2 separate regions of the Mus musculus genome follow, and region 1 is linked to region 2. Evidence: chromatin loops called from intact Hi-C (ENCODE). Cell type or tissue: left cerebral cortex. All regions are shown on one strand. Each heading gives the region's core, and the rest is flanking DNA. Links, peaks and the distances in the headings are about the cores only.

Evidence for each region. A loop is a pair of places that touch in the nucleus more often than their neighbours do. Peaks named below come from ENCODE experiments on the same cell type or tissue, not always from the same donor. Only the 100,000 strongest peaks of a DNase experiment are listed, where the experiment ranks them.
Region 1: a loop joins it to region 2, with 11 times the contacts of the local background. A loop is called at or near these places in 36 of 42 quality-filtered maps.

The regions. Positions count from the first base shown.
Region 1 is chr5:18,085,499-18,090,884 of GRCm38, forward strand. No RefSeq gene overlaps it. Among named protein-coding and RNA genes, the nearest start is that of Gnat3, 130 kb to the left of the region's middle. In left cerebral cortex, for the core only: a CTCF peak has its summit at 2,698 (motif pointing right); a DNase peak (open chromatin) is centred at 2,503; H3K27ac peaks cover 565 bases.
Region 2 is chr5:18,443,086-18,448,471 of GRCm38, forward strand. No RefSeq gene overlaps it. Among named protein-coding and RNA genes, the nearest start is that of Gm31752, 50 kb to the right of the region's middle. In left cerebral cortex, for the core only: a CTCF peak has its summit at 3,084 (motif pointing left); a DNase peak (open chromatin) is centred at 3,092.

The sequences.
Region 1 (5,386 bases), core at 185-5,184, 360 kb before region 2:
ACCTAGTTCTCAAAAATATATTCAGGAAAGAACATAAAATGATGATTGGCAATCTTGCAAGAATGATATTTTTAAAAATTCCTTCTTGGCGCAGAGGAAATTGTGATCACAACCTGTCACCATCCTCAACATCATCTTTATGGTTGTGAACAAAATATATTTGGTGCGGAATAATTTTAGAAGAAAAAATGCTCACCCTGGTTTCTCAGCTGAGAATGGAAGCATTCCTTTTCTATCACCAATGTATCAAGGCTATCCACAGAAACTTTTTACATTCAGTGCATATGCTAGCCATGTTTTTTTATTTGTAAGGTTACCACAGTGATAGCTGCATGCAGTACAAAAAAATTGAAATTCAAACTCAAGGAAAGCCTAGAATACATTAAAAGAAAACAAACCTGTGTATTTATAACTTCAGTGAACATTTAGTCATATTTTAATAAGTCCTTGTCTTTTTTTTTTTAAAGGGGGAATCATGCAAACAGTGTAAGAAAATGCTTTAGAAAGGCCAAGGGAGACACGGAATATCTTCCTTCTTTGTATTTTTATGGGGATGTTTTTAATAACTAATATCAGACTCTTAGTGCTTTCAGTATAAGAGAAACCTTGGGTCCCTCTCCTGAAGGTGAGATAACATCACAGACTAGAAGGGGCATTTATCAAAATCAGAAGCTATCTGGATAAGGTCTCGTGTTGACCATCCCTAGAGTTATTTTGTCAAAGACAGAAGCGATCTGGAGAAGGTTGACCTTAAAGCTATTTCGCTGCTCCCTGTACTTCAAGCTCCCTTATAAGTGGAGACTTTGAGGAGGATTTTTTTTCTTGTCTCAAACAATGTTATCTTCCTCTACTCACTATTGTTTCCTCTATATATGGAGCACCAGAATCAATGAAAGAATACAAAGTTAACTCATGAATACTGACAAAATGTATATCTTCAGCTGTTAAACTTTTAGAACCTTTAGTGATAAAAATGTGAATGAATAGCCAGAGGTTACAGGGGAAGGAGAGCAGGTGAAGTCACTATCCCACTGTAGATGAGTCTTCTAAGATACTAACCACTGCATGACATCAGTTCATCCAAGAAAACCATCCTGAAGTGTTATTTAATTTGTTAAATCTTCTGTGATAGAAAAAATAACTCACATACTCCAAAAGAAACAATAACAAAAACAAAAGCTTCAGCCAGTATTGAAAAATATTTATATTCATCCTGAGTCTTTCTTTCTTCTTGCATAAGCAGCAGAGTTTCCGCAATGAAACAAGCCAGGCGAGTGAGCACATGGCTGAGAAGTTCACCCCTGCAGTTGTGAAAAGCCCTCTTGGGAGCCACTGGGGTGTTCTGGGAACCAGTGACAGCAAAATGCTTCAATAACAATATGGTCAGGACCTAGAAATTGAGTTGAGGAGAAGGGCCAAGTTCTATTTACGTATGCCTGTAAGCTTTAGTCTCTCATGTTCCTACTACACTTACACCTGCTATGTTTCCGTACTTTTCCTAATATGCAAGGTGAACAATAAACCATGGATTGCAAACTGAAGGAATAAAGGCTGAAATCATTGAATAAATGTGGCTTTGCTTCCCTTCCCCAGCCCTCCTTCTCTCTCTCTCTTCTCTTTCTCCCTGTCTCCCTGTCTCCCTGTCTCCCTGTTTCTCTCTCTCTCTCTCTCTCTCTCTCTCTCTCTCTCTCTCTCTCTCTCTCTCTGTGTGTGTGTGTGTGTGTGTGTGTGTGCGTGTGTGTGAGGGTGGGTGGGTATGCTACACTCCAAGCCATAAAACTTAAAGTCATAATTATTCATCTTTTCCCCTCAGTATTTGAATTGAACCTACATCCTGTGTGTGCTAGGAAAGTCTCCTGGCTTTGATCTACATCCCAGTCCTCTCTTTACTTTTTTATTTTTTTTAATTTTGAAACAATCTCATGATGCTATCCAGACTTGTCTTTTATTTACTGGAGCCAAGCCAGATTCTGTATCTGATAATCCTTCTGTCTCACCCACCCATCACTGGAACTACAGGCCCATGACACTAGATTTGGTCTTTCATTTTACATATAGTATTTTTTTGTTAATGGTCTATTCTTAATACAAAATTAGCCCAAATTAGTAATTTATATGAAAACTGACTTCTCAATTAAATGACATTCTAACAACATATACTTAATCAAATACAGAGGAAGTATTTTTAGAGTATGCCAAAATGGAAATAAAGAACTCTATCTCCATCAAAAAAATAAAATAAAAACACCATTTATAGGATTATATTCATGTGCAAATAGTACATGAGTCAGCATAGATTTTTGCATGAAAAATGCAGAAATGAGATACATAATTCATTTTCTATGTGTAATCCACAGTTCTGAAATGTATGCCAATTTCATATATGGCACATTATATCTTGGTTGGAGATGTAAATTGGTACATGTATAAGTCGAATTAACATAGATTCACAGACGGCAAGAGCATCAATATTTTCAACCACCAGATGGCAGAATTAAAGTGACGCACTTCAGACTACAGATGCAGCTTATACTGAGGGAAAAAAATAACTGCATTCTCCATCCTGCAGTCTATTTTTAGTTGAACACACATGAAAATGCATTGCAGCAAAGTAACATGTGTATTGAATGGGGAAGAAAACTATTTTGATTAACAATTTCTCGACTGAATGGGTCCTTGCTTTGGTCCAGTCTGAAAGATCCCTCACAGCTCATGTGTTTGAACACTTGGTGGCGCTGTTTTAGAAAGTCAAGGACAAAGGAATGCAGCCTTGTTAGCAGGTGTGAGTTGTGGGGGCTGGGACCTGAACGAACTGTTTCTGGTTCTGACCTGAGTTTTGTGCTTCCTGAGCCCACACTATTAGGAAACCCTGCCAAAGGTTCCCTCTGCTATGAACTCTACCGTATTCTCTCCACCAGGGTGTGCTATACTTGAAACCATACGAAAGATAATCCCTTCTCCCTTTAAATTGCCCCCAATGCGTTATCTTTCTGGCAGTTAGATTACAGGGCTCTTTAAAAACTCACTATTTAAATCAACCTAACAGTGGGGCAGGACCAGAAAAGAATTTTCCATCGAGTTAGCATCTCCTTTTGAACGTCTAAGTCGGCTCCACCTAATTTCAACCAAGCACTCATGGATTTACTTTGCATTTTTGTCCTTCTCCACCTTCTGAAAACTGGTCATTTGTGTCTAAATCTCTCACGCAAAAGATACAGGATGGTCAGCTTCTGCCATTTCCAGCGGAGACAATGTGGTTTAAACTACAGTTCATACACACTGGGTGTTAATAAAATTAAAGCCATAAAAGTAACAATGATAAAAATGAAAAGGAATTATGCACACAGTATATGTATGTATGTTCTGCATCCAGAGAACTCCCCAAAGATTCAGAGTTACGCTCATTATAATGGTATGGGGATTTTCATATTTTAATTTTTCTTAATTTCTCTATGAGATATCATGTGTGAGATTCCTAGTGGATGAAATTAAATGGTCTTCTAAGGTTTTTTTATTTGTTCATTGTTATATGAGATGTGAGTTAATTATTTTCCATATAGTATTATTTTATTAATAGGAAGGAACTTAAAATGAATAATCATCTAAATAATTTTAAGAATAATGCTAAATAATTTTACCACCAGAAAGTACCCCATGCATTGTGAAAGAGGTTTAATTTTTAATTTGCAATGGTTTTAAATAGAACAAATATCCTCATTTTAGCTATTAGGAAGCTAAGCTTAGATGACAAAACTCATCTAAACACCCATGTTGATGTGTGGCTTAGACCTGGTTTATATTAATGTTTTCACAGTATCTGGATACCACCCTTATCCACTCCTTCTGGTGCCTGCACCTAATTTTAAAAATAATGTACTCTGTGGGTTGGTTTTTGTTTTTGTTTTTTGTTATTTTGTTTTGTTTTGTTTTGCTTTTGTACCTGCTCCCAATAAAAACTTAATATTTGTTTTATACTAAAGATTAAATAATCATCCAAAAACATTTGGGGAACCTACACCTCTTCTACTGTTCCTGAAACCCAATTCCCCCTCAGCTCTGTAGCAGAAAGACTACTATAGTCTCTTTCCTATCTGACCCCATCCCCTAGGGATCTCAAAGATCCTCTGCCCCAAACATTCCCCCCAACTCAGTCCAGTATTTCAGCCTCCAGCACCAGCAGGCCTTCATGGGAAATACACCAGCTAAGCAGAACAGGGAAACAAGTAGGCTGAAGACCCTCACCACTTCTTTCCCCCCAGCAAGTCCAATCTCTGAGTCTCATACTCAGCTTCACAAAAGACCACCTTGTGTATCTGTCCTTTCCTACTGCCTATGTTTCCTTGGACCCCACAGTCCATCCCTTCTTAACTTCCCTCCCTCAGCTCAGCCATTTAATCTGAGCCCCCTAACCAGCAGGCACCCCTTGTTAACATAAGGCCATAACTGCCAGAAAATCAGGTAGACGGCTCTCAGCACCTTTCTTCTTCCTTGGTCTCACAGACCTAATCCTGTCTCATTCTCAGCTCTGCAGCAGTATTCCCTCAGCAGCCTTCCCTGACCCTGTCCCCCATTCTGTCTCCCTTGCGTACCACAGCTCCTCCCCCTCTAGCCTTCCTAACTCTGCTTGTTGCTTTGTCCCAGACCCCAAGCCCAGAGGGCACTTCCTGCTAACAACAAGGCTGCTCCTCCCAAGGCAACTAGCAGGCAACCTCTCCTACTGCTTCTGAGATCAAATTCCCTCAGTATCATTTCCAGCTCTGTAGCAGGAAACCTGTTGCTATTGCCCTTTGCTCTATGATCCTCTGCCCAGTACAAAACAAGGTTTTATAAAACTAAGGGCTAAAATCAATGAAATAGAAATGAAGACAATAATACAAAGAATCAATGAAACAAAGAGTTGGCTTTTTGGCAAAATCAACAGAAAAGACAAACCCTTGCCCAATTAAAAGGTAGAGAGACAATGAACAAATTAACAAAACCAGAAACAAAGAAGGTGACATAATAACAGACACTGAGAAAATCCAGAGAATGTAAGGGCATACTTTAAAGCCATGTACTCTACCAAATTGAAAACTCTAAAAGAAATTAATAATTTTCTCTATAGGTAGCAATTACCAAAGTTAAAAGAAGGTCAAATAAACAATTTAAATCGCCCTGTATCCCCTAGTGAAATAGAAGCAGTCATTAAAAGACTTTAAATAAATAAAAGACTAAGGCCAGATGATTTTAGAGCAGAATTTTAGCAGACTTTCAAAGAAGAGTTAGTGCCAATGTTTCTCAAATTATTCCACAAATTAGAAACAGAAGTAACATTGCCCAATTCATTTTATGAGGCCACAGTTACCCTGATGCACAAATCACAGAAAGACTTGACAACAAAAGACAA
Region 2 (5,386 bases), core at 198-5,197:
CTTAAAGAGTTTCTTTAAATGTTATGCCCAGAATTTATGGAAAGACTTGTAAATTTCTTTGTGTGGCCATTACCTGCCCTTGTTTGTACACAATTGGAATGAGTTTTTAAGCAGAAAAGGTTTTATGGAGGTTTTTTGTCTCCTTTGAATATTATGAATATTATGCATAAATATGACATAGTCTACTTGGCCTCTCTGTATATTACTGCCACAGGCTCTATTCTTGTTTTCATATTGTCAACCTTATATTAGATTGACACTAAAATAATTTACTAGTCAAAGTTTCTCTTGTCACTTTACATAATATGAAATATATGAGCCTAGCATATGTGCATTAATCTATCATGTGCAAAGGTAGGGAGATTATCAGAAATGTGGGGTCGGTTGGGTACGTACATCAAGTTTCAGGCAGGCCAAACATATAGAGCAAGACCTGTTTTAATAAAACAAGACAAACCCACAAAATAGCAGTAATTACAAAAACTATAATCTCCTCTGTCCCCCAGGAAAACCTCAGAAATAATCTTTCAAAAGGCAAAATACTTTATTTTAGATAAAACAGAAATTCTTAGATTTCCTTTACAATTTCTGTAAAAATATCTTCATTTGTACATATTAGTCTTGTATTTGGATTTATTTCTCTTATTTTATTCTTTGTTTTCTTGATTAATTTTCAGTCAGGCTGAAAATATAGTATCAGGAGGAGGAAAAGCCCACTTGGGATATTTGCTGCCGTACACTGTGTTGATGCCCTGTTTGGTGTGAGTTGAAGCACAGTGATAATACACAAATACAATGTTAGATCAAATTCACCGTTGGTGGTATAAACAGACCCCAGAGTGTGGCTCCAGGAGGCCTGTTTCTCGAGCTTCAGTCATTTTCACATCCTGCGGGCATGGTGTCTAGTTCGCTTACAGCTAACAGAAAAGCAGCAATGGTGTGATGCGTGGATGAGTGTTGAGCAGGCACACAGAGGGAGTGCTGCTTCTCTTGGAGAGCTACTCCCCTGCTCCACTCTTTCCCTTACTGGCTCTGAAGTGGCTGCCACGTTGTAGTTTGTCCCCACTGAAGACTTGGGAGAAAGAACACTCAGGACCAGAGAGACCTGGATAAAACTCAGGCAGACCAAAAGGAAAGCTGCAAATGCAATCCTGGCCCTCCCAAAGTCAGCCCTTTACTGTTAATGATGACACAGAAGCCCTAGTAGATAGATATCTTGATGGTACTTTGTGAGACTCCCAGCAGAACACCTATTGCCTGGATTGCAGATTCCCAAGCTGTGTGAATGTGTGTTGTCTTAGGCTGTGGTGTTATAGAAATATAACTACTATATGACCAAATGACTACTATATGACCAATACAGAGTGCAACTTTACTTTTGTTCCTGAAAAAATTTAATGAAGTGTTCTAGGGTTCCTCCACTAAGAATGATGCATGTAGGACCAGCGAGATGGCTCAGTGGTTAAGAGCACTTGCTGCTGCTCTTCCAGAGGACTGGGGTTTCATTCCCAGGATTGAAATGGTGACTCACAACCATTTGTAACTCCAGTTCCAGGAGATCTGATGCCCTCTTCTGGCCTCCACCTGCAGCAAGAATGCAAGGAGTGCACATATATTCAGAAAGACAAAACATCATACACATAAAATAAATGAAAATAAAGATGGCTACATTTGAGGGCTGAGGATATTGCAGTGCTGCAGAGTGCCTTCCTGGCATTTATGAAGCCCTGCTTTTTCTCTGCACATAAAACACAATGGTTAGTCCGAGACTTGGGTTAGGAAACATAATCACATTTTCTGAGGTCTTCTGTTAGATTTCCAGCTTTTCCATATCTCTGAATTTATCATCTACTTAGTATCACCAAAAAATAAAACTAGGGGACAGGGCTTAAAGGTGAATGCATCGACTGTTTTCCAGAGGCCTTGTGCTCAATTCCTAGTACCAATATGGTGGCTCACGGCTTTCTGTAACTATAATTCCAGTGGATCTGACACCCTCTCACAGACATGAATGCAGACAATACACAAATGTGCAAAAAATAAATTTAAAAATTAAAAAATGAAACTAAAACAGACCCCCCCCCTGCAAAAAAAACAAAGAACAAAAAAAAAAAACAAAGGAAACAAGGACGAAAAATATGGATTTGGGTTGACATTGTGTCACTATGAATTCAATATAAACAAAAATATTTTCCAGGATTGAAATAAAAGAAATGATTAAAAAAAACAAAACAAAACAAGATATAATAGCAAAGAAAGAAGGAAAGGTATGTAGGAGGAACCTGATTTATCATCACCCTGTCATTTTGTATCATTCCTGACTTTTATCCTCATTATAAATGTCTTTGTAGATGCATATTATCTATTTTTCTGAAAATATAGTTTATAGATTTCTCTTTCTTTTCTAATTTGTTTTCAGGTGAAAACTGGGAAATATTTCAGTATTACAGCCACATCCTTATGAACGACCCTTTCGTTTTATAGATCCCTCCCTTTGTCTACTGAAATACCATCACTCTGCTTCTTCCAGAACTTCAGGAACGGGCTGTTTTACATGTATGATCTATTCCAAGTAAAGCACTCTTTTCTAGAAAAACCAGAAAGGTTTAAAGATGGGTCAAAGTTTACTATTTATGAAATTCTGAATCATGTAAACAGAAGTTTGATATGTTCTTGACGCCCTCTTACCTAATTATTGCAGAAGAAACGGGGTGTATCTGATGACTTCTGAGGACAGAGTCCTCTCGCGGACTAACCGGAGTTTGAATAAAGGCATCAGATCATCATGGTTAACTATTTTGTAGTATCGTGTAAGAAAAAAGTTGAACTTGAAGCTCAGTTTTAACTTCAGAAGAGATGAGTCCAAATTAATTTTTGCAGCGACACTGTTTTAAAATGTTTCTGTGAGGACTTACTAGCCGTTGGAAAACTAATGACACGCAAGTTCATTAACTGGGGAGATGTTTGGGGAACGATATCAAATTATAACCCTCTAAACAATTCTTCCAGCAACCCTCACCTTTCTTCATCAGCAACTTCAAGCCTTGCTTGAAATACGATATTGCAAATGCCGTTCTGCCACCTCGTGGTGGATCATGATATTTTCTTTGACAACCAACTCTCCTTTAGTACTCATTGGTAGAAGAAGCTGTAGATAAAAAAGGAAACACTAGGAGTTACAGAGACAAAATTTGGAGCTGTGACGAAAGGATGGACTATCTAGTGATTGCCATATCCAGGGATCCATCCCATAATCAGCTTCCAAGCGCTGACACCATTGCATACACTAGCAAGATTTTGCTGAAAGGACCCAGATATAGCTGTCTCTTGTGAGACAATGCCGGGGCCTAGCAAACACAGAAGTGGATGCTCACAGTCAGCTATTGGATGGGTCACAGGCTCCCCAATGGAGGAGCTAGAGAAAGCACCCAAGGAACTAAAGGGAACTACAACCCTATAGGTGGAACAACAATATGAACTAACCAGTAACCCGGAGTTCTTGTCTCTAGCTGCATATGTATCAAAAGATGGCCTAGGGAAAGAGAGGCCCATTGGACACGCAAACTTTATATGCCCCAGTACAGGGGAACGCCAGGGCCAAAAAGGGGGAGTGGGTGGGTAGGGGAGTGGGGGTGGGTGGGTATGGGGGACTTTTGGTATAGCATTGGAAATGTAAATGAGCTAAATACCTAATAAGAAATGGAAAAAAAATCATGAAGTGGTCCTGCAAAAAAAAAAAAAAAAAAGATGGCCTAGTCAGCCATCACTGGAAAGAGAGGCCCATTGGACTTGCAAACTTTATATGCCCCAGTACAGGGGAATACCAGGGCCAAAAAGGGGGAGTGGGTGGGTAGGAGAGTGGGTGGGGGGGTGGGTATGGGGGACTTTTGGTATAGCATTGAAAATTTAAATGAGGAAAATACCTAATCAAAAAAATTAAAAAAAATTATCTGGGTAGAAATAAAATGTTTTTATCTGTAGTTTACAGAAGAAAAAAAAAAGGAAACACTACCTATATTACAATCTACTAGACACACTAATACGTAGAATTGAATAATTTGTAAAATAATGAAGTTTATATTTATTGTTAATTACATATATGTATATATGATATTATTTATTAATATGAAACTGGTTAAATGTAAAGATCTAAGTTCAAATATTCCTTTAAAACATGTGTTTTGGTAATTAATCCTAAATACCAAGAATAAATGCCAATGAATAACATTTTTTTTCCTTTTTATTTTTTTTTTTTTATTACGTATTTTCCTCAATTACATTTCCAATGCTATCCCAAAAGTCTCCCACACCCCCCACTCCCTTACCCACCCATTCCCATTTTTTGGCCCTGACGTTCCCCTGTACTGGGGCATATAAAGTTTGCCTGTCCAGTGGGCCTCTCTTTCCAGTGATGGCCGACTAGGCCATCTTTTGATACATATGCAGCTAGAGTCAAGAGCTCTGGGGTACTGGTTAGTTCATAATGTTGTTCCACCGATAGGGTTGCAGATCTCTTTAGCTCCTTGTATACTTTCTCTAGCTCCTCCATTGGGGGCCCTGTGATCCATCCAATAGTTAATATCTCATAAAGGCCATACCAACTGCGGGTGGAGGTTGGAGTCAGGGGAGAGCCCAGAAACCTGTCTGCCACCGCATTGTTCCGGCTAGCAAGTCGCATAAAGGCCTCACTACTGCTATGACAGGCAGTGCGAGAGCGGGAAGACATCCAGACACACACCTGCCTCTATGCCACACAGTGGACACCCAGAAGCTTGCTTGCCACAGGCCACACAGTGCACCGCAGAGGAGGTCACCCAGAGACTTGCCAGCTGTGTCGCGTGGCTGTCTGATGTGGGAGCCATTACAGTATCAAGTGTGTGGTGAGCAGACAGGAAAGAAAGAGAAGTGGAACGCTTTGAGCATTATGAAGAAAGGTGGAACTGGATATTAGAGGGAGGAGAGGAATAGCCAGTTATGAATATTCAGCCCTGTCACCTGAGGCCATGTTGAAGTCCCAGCATGTACTACTACTAAGGCAGGGGTCAGTGGCTCATAATCCGACTAGAGGCCATGGGGCATCCCCAGTCTGAACAGCTGCCCGGGACCTCGTAGATATCCAAGGGCTTTGCAGAACTGGCCCCACCCCTCACCGGCTGAAGTGCTCTGGAGAGCTTGCTGGGACAGCACAGTGGAGCTGGTCCTGGTAGGGGTGGGTGGGTGGGCAACAGATAAGATGCCTGAGGGTGTGAGTAAGGGAGGGCTGGTCATACTACTTGTCTAATGTGATGTGGTATGTGCAGAGAGGTGATGCCCCTTTCCACCTCTGTCAGTCGGGAGAGATGATGAGAGAGGTGAGCTGGCCCGGCCCCTCGCCAGCTGCAACACG